Regions from separate parts of the Homo sapiens genome. Here region 1 is linked to region 2. A link is a contact called in ENCODE Hi-C or POLR2A ChIA-PET data. All regions are on one chromosome and are shown on one strand. The core of a region is the stretch at or near the end of the contact, and the rest is flanking DNA. Distances in the headings are between cores, read along the strand shown.

Region 1 (2,921 bases), core at 81-2,580, 2.1 Mb before region 2:
ATGGGGTAATCACTGTTAAGTTTGGAGTGCATCCTTTTCTTGTACAAATACCCCACAAATTATATCTATATAAACAAATTTTTTCAACAAAAATGGAATATATATTGTTCTGACACTCCTTTTGTCATTTGAACGGTTGAAAGGTATTCCTCAATAGCATATGTCATATGTAATTCTTCCGCCATTGATTTACATTGATAAACAAGTGTTTTCCTTTTTTTCTACCACTAGCGTCCTGTCTGCCTTTTATTGCCTTCCAGAATGACCTTCTCCCTATCCCATACCCCTGGTCATAATTCCCCTGTACCCCCAAGTCAAAGGACTTATCTCATTGCTCACTACTCAATCTAAACACTCGTCTATTATTCTAATAACCCCCTCTCAAGACTTTATTATTCGATTTTGCACTGATCACATTCTGTCTTATATTACTTGCTATGTTGCATTTGCTGTCAATAGATTAAAGCTTCCATAGTTGAGGTGTCGGTTCTGAGATCTCCTTCCCAGTTGCAGTAAGTGGCAGCCCTTGAAATATGCAGATGTGCCATACATTTCTGACAGGAAGAGTGGTTTGCCTTTTTTTGTCAAGTAGCTAATCAATCTGATTCATCCTCTCCCTGCAATTCTAGTCTTATTCAATAATTCCTTCTGCTTAGGTAGGTCCTCATTCACCCATGTACTTATCAAGCACCCACCATGTGACAGATGCCAAGTGAGGTGAAAGTGCTGGGATGAGCACCTCTGTGGATCTCACAATGACCATCCATCTTTTGCATCCTTCTTGGTTTTTCCTTTACCCAAGTCCTGCACTTCACTCTTTACCCGTGCTTCAGAAAAGCGGAAGTTGGTTAATTAATTCCATTTGTCTAACACGGATGAGAGTGACAGCAGACAAGGGGAAAGGCAGGGAAATTCCCTTAGACTGTTCTTACATGCACTCTCACACTTAATAGTCAAAGCCACCCTATGAAATAGACACTACGTTATTAGCCTGAGTTACATAAACGAGTAAACAGAGGCTTGGAGAAGTTAAAAATAAATTGCCCTCAGTCCTAACTGGAGAGTGGTGGAGTCAGAATTTGAATCCAGGTTTAAAGAATTCTAGTGCCGGCACTCTGCACCTATTTCTCTTTGGACACTCATTTCCCCTAAGGATCAGAGAAGCTCAAAGTAGGCCACTTTTCGTCTCCGTAAGTCCGCAAGGTCCTGCGAGATCACAGTGAGCAGGGCACCAGCAAATACAGTCTGCGACCGCGAGACGTAAAGGGAAGAACGCTCCTCGGCACCCCTCCCCAGTCTATCCTAAAGTCAAGAACGTCCGAGCCCGCCTTTCTCCGGGGGCGGGCTGCAATAAAACAGCAAAATCCTCCATTCCCCATCAGCGGTCGATTGGGGGCTCTTTCGAAGCGGCAGCTCTGTAGGACCGCTCTTCTACCCCAAGATCCCTCGGCTTCGGCCCCCTAGGTGCCAGGGTCTGCGGGACCCCACGCTCAAAGCCGCCGGCCGGGGTCGACAACTGCAGAGAGGGTCGGGATAGGAAATTGCGGGTAGCGGCAGATGCGGGTCCCCAGGCATCCCGGAGGTTCCCACAGGTCTGCAGTGGGCCTACTTTGCGAAAAGGGCCCGGCTGCGCCGAGCCTCGTTCAAATCAGATGCCAGACAGTGTTTCTTGGGATCCATCCAAATAGGTCCCTTATTTCTCTTTGTGGGAGCCCTGGGCCTCCTTCCAGGCCGGAACCCAAGTGCTTAGGCAGCCGGGAAAGGCCGGTCCCCTTTTTCAGTTCTCTCGCGACCTCTAGCCACTTCCGGTTGCTAACGGTTCCCAAACAGCCCCCGAAAACGCTACGTGAGCTGGGCCCTGGGCCAGAGGCAGAAAACGGACGGAAGAAAAGGTCTGGCCGGTGAGTGTCAGAGTGAGGGCGAGATTGGGTGGTGTTCTCTGCCGGTGGATAGGCTCGACCGTCCGGTTTGGGATTGGGGTTAGGTATTAGGGAGCGGTTCAAAATTATGCTAATTGTTAAGATTACGAGTATTATTTAAAAAGATACACAACAGCAACAATACAATGAGCCCACGAAGATCAAATGCCAGTTAACTGATTTAAGCAGCTTTGATAGGAAGAAAATGCTGAATTTAATGCTAACAAAAAGATCTAAGTGCGCTGTTAGGGGCTAAGACTTTAACATTATGGGCCAGCCACTGTTCTAAACCCTTCACATTTGGTCACTCATTTAATTCCTACTTTATGAGGTAGATATCATTATAATACTGTTTTACAGATGGGGAACCTGAGGCACAGAGAGAAAAATGTATTAGCCAAGGTCATATAACTAGTAACTGGCAGAACAAAGATTCATACCCAGGCATTCTTCCTTTAAATTCTGTACTCTGGCCTTTCATTGATAACCTGGTTTTATCAGCTTAGGAAATTTGCTATCCAGATGGAAGTATAAGTTTCTACAGAGATATGTTATTGCAGCAGTGTTCTGAATCTCATCGGGTTTGTTGGCAATTTGCCTTTCAACAAAGGGTTTTTTTTTTTTTTTTTGATAAGGGTGGCTTCCACAGAGATTTAAGGAGAACAATAAAAATTTTCATTTTAATAAATAAGCCCCATTTCAACGTCCCTTCTCCTGTATCATTCCTCTGATTCTTCTCTGTCGTTATTTGTTTCTATTAGGTTAAATCATTTTACATTTCTGGTATTTAACCATTTTGACCCACAAAAACAGGGATTTCATTTGTTTAACCTAATACAGAAACATCTTTTCAAGCAGAATTTAGGAATCTACAACAATGAGCAAGATTATATTTTCATCTCCAAAATGTACGTTAAGTCTGTTTGTTTCTCTTTATATCCACTGTGAACCCATGGTCCATGCCACTACCTTCTTTCACTTGGGTTACTACAGTAGCCTCTG
Region 2 (3,184 bases), core at 36-2,535:
GTGGCGCTTGGCACCCCCCTTACCCAAACCCTTCCCGCCCTTACCACGTCCAGACATGACTTCCCAAGAAGTGAACCAAGAGCAAGTGAGAGAATAGGAAACCGATCTTTATATATCTACGTTACCCCTGCCCCCACCTCCAGCGGACACTGAGACTGAAAAGCGCGCAGGCGGGAAATGTGACGCCTACAGTCCGCTCCTTTAACCCCTCCTCCAAGCCCCAGGAAATGGCGGGAGCAGCGATTGGGGGAGGGTGGGGAGATGAGGGTGGGACCAAGCAGGCTTGACCAATGGCCTTTATTTTCTTAACAGAGCTACAGGCTTTGAGGAACTGGGTTAAGAATTAAATGTAAACCCATTCTGACTCCAGAATTATTTTAAGTCGAACTTTTTTTTTAACCGAATCTCTCTGTCGCCCAGACTGGAGTACATTAGAGCCATCTCGATTCACTGAAACCTCTGCCTCTCAGGTTCAAGTGTTTCTCCTGCCTCAGCCTTCAGAGTGTAGCTGGGATTACAAGCGCTCGCCGTCGCGCCCGGCGTGTTTTTGTATTTTTCGTAGAGACGGGATTCGGCCATGTTGGCCAGGCTGATCCCGAACTCCTGATTTCTGGTAATCCGCCCGCCTCAGCCTCTCAAAGTGCTTGAATTACAGGCGTGAGTCACCGCGACCGGCCGAAATCGATTGGTTTTGAAGCCTTCAGTAGCATTAAAACGAAAAGTGCTCCCAATGCATTCCCTTTTGTCTTAAATTGGTTTCTTACAGCTACTTTACTTGAAAAGGTGGTGGCTCTGAAAAGAGCCTTTGCTTGGACCGTCAGAGAGACCACAGTAATCACGCCCTCTCTCCGCGGATGCGGCGGGCGAGCTGGATGTCCTTGGGCATGATAGTGACGCGCTTGGCGTGGATGGCGCACAGGTTAGTGTCCTCAAATAGCCCTACCAAGTAGGCCTCGCACGCCTCCTGCAGAGCCATCACAGCGGAGCTCTGGAAACGCAGGTCTGTTTTAAAGTCCTGCGCAATCTCGCGCACCAGGCGCTGGAAAGGTAGTTTACGAATAAGCAGTTCAGTGGACTTCTGATAACGGCGGATCTCGCGCAGAGCCACGGTGCCCGGCCGGTAGCGGTGGGGCTTTTTCACGCCGCCGGTGGCCGGAGCGCTTTTGCGGGCTGCCTTAGTGGCCAACTGTTTGCGTGGCGCCTTGCCACCAGTAGACTTCCGAGCAGTTTGCTTAGTGCGAGCCATGACGGAAAAACAGCACAGCGGAACACCCAACACTAGCGCAAATACGCCCATGAGCTGCTCTATTTATAGTGTGTAAAGTGCAGTGATTGGATGATAGAAGACGCTAAATATGACGTTACACACTCTGATTGGTCTATCTTTAAGCCAGCAACAATCGTGCAGTTTCACCGGCTACTATATTCTATTCCAACTCTACAGATGATTATTTAAGTGGTATTTTATTACTACTATTATTTTATTTTACTTTTGCTTTGTTCCCCAAGCTGGTCTTAAACTTGGGCTCAAAGGATCTTCCCGCCTCAGCATCCAGAGTAGCTGGGATTACAGGGGAGCCCCACTGCGCCGGCTTGGACTTTAATTTTTTAAACTTGTCCTCTTCTACATCTGGTTTTCATAACCTGAAGGCTGTGTTTATTTTCCATAAAACAAGGCATTGATTCCAAAGGTATTATAATTCCCCAATTCCGTATAACCTTCAGCTCTTTAGGAAAAAAAAAAAAAAAAAAAAAAAGAGGGAATACTGCTCACCTCCTCTCCGGAAATGTACCCTTTACGGGAATTTCTGAAACCTTTCACAAGAATTGGATTCCTTTGTAATGCTTTAATTGACTTAGGAGTGTTATTGAAATCTACAAAGCATCTCAAACATAGTAGGATTACACTATTACTCAGAAACATTTTCTATGAGACGTCTTTCTCTTGATTATGCTCTTTGAATCCTAAACTTGCAGCGTTCTGCAGCTTTTGTTTTCTAAAGCCTAGGTGTACTCTGCCAGTCACAAAATGGCGTTTCTCCAGCACTGCCGCCAGGTACCACCAGCTGGGAGTTGTTCCTCTTGCGGAGCAGGAGGTGGACTTGGCCCAAGAGAAACTGGATAGTGGTTCGCAAGGAACATAATTTAGCATTGCCAAGAGCTAATGCAATCATTTTGAAAATCTCAAAACACTGAAAAGTGGATTGTGACCTTTTTAAATTCACAAGAGACAGGCCACATTCTATCTTTTGATTGGTTTAGGCTATTTTCTTGAACAGCCATTTAGAAAGCAGATCTATCATCCTTCATTTGCATGGAGCGTTCCCATTTTATTTGAAACCAGTTTAACCCAATAGAAAAAAGGGAGGCAGAACCCATTATTTAAAGTGGAAACTCCTGAATCAGATAATTAGGAGTATTTCCTTTTCAAAAGTTGCGTTTTTTCAGATACCTCGCTTATTACACTAAGAAAGGTTTATATCTTTCACAAAGGGTTTACTTACAAAAATCTTCCAATTTTGTATACCTGTGTTTCATAACTGACTAGCCGTCAAACCAAGATGTAGAGTTTCCAACCGTTATTTTCCAAATTTTTAGAAATTACGTGAAATATTTGAATGCATGCCTTCTCAATAAAATGGGACGTAGGAAGCACTGGTGCAGAAGATGGGTACAATACTTATCTGGGACCACTCCATTATTTGGTTGGCACGTTGTTTGAACAAAAAGGGGAAAAGCTCAGGTTACTTAGCATGGTTCGGACTTATTTGAAAACTACCACAGCAGGAGCGGAAATAAGACCGCATTACCTCACTCTCTGCTGTGCTGTGCTAGGGGGTTATCCAGAATAGGATTGTAGAAGTGGATGTCGATTTAATAGTTTTTTATTCTCCCATTAGCTGAGTCTCTGATTGGCAATGTGAGATCGTTTTAGCTTATTGATACTTTGAAATGCACTTAACAGCCACAAACAAGTTAAAGGGTTGTTACCATAAAATCTTATCCCCAGGGTGTGCTTGCATTTATCACCCGTGTTTGCTTTCACACTAAGTGGACTTAACTCCCCAGCAGAATGCCTGTCAGGGAACCGGTTTCGTGGACCCAGCATTTAACGCCTTTCGCAGGCTTGTGAGGCCCATAAATATTTGTTGAATAAAAGAATGAGTTGACCATGTCATGGTGC

The links. A loop is a pair of places that touch in the nucleus more often than their neighbours do. ChIA-PET counts read pairs that join two places held with the same protein, here RNA polymerase II (POLR2A). Pooled maps may share reads with other maps.
Region 1: a loop to region 2 is called in a pooled map, with 7 times the contacts of the local background. The contact joins the promoter of ZSCAN16-AS1 here to the promoter of H3C1 in region 2. A Hi-C loop is called at or near these places in 2 of 37 single-sample maps with no recorded cell type and 9 of 50 pooled maps. POLR2A ChIA-PET finds 5 or more read pairs at or near these places in 5 of 52 experiments (BJ, CD4-positive, alpha-beta T cell, activated B cell and 2 more).

What each region holds. Positions count from the first base shown.
Region 1 is chr6:28,135,725-28,138,645 of GRCh38, reverse strand. ZSCAN16-AS1 (ZSCAN16 antisense RNA 1) reads left to right here and starts at 1,330. Exons shown (of 2, transcript NR_103456.1): 1 at 1,330-1,901. RefSeq lists an enhancer at 970-1,159.
Region 2 is chr6:26,018,552-26,021,735 of GRCh38, reverse strand. It overlaps H3C1 (H3 clustered histone 1), which reads right to left and starts at 1,285. Exons shown (of 1, transcript NM_003529.3): 1 at 778-1,285. The coding sequence starts at 1,246. The coding sequence ends at 836. H4C1 (H4 clustered histone 1) reads right to left here and starts at 87. Exons shown (of 1, transcript NM_003538.4): 1 at 1-87. The coding sequence starts at 57. RefSeq lists enhancers at 1-102, 1-139, 443-492, 523-622, 140-956 and 1 more.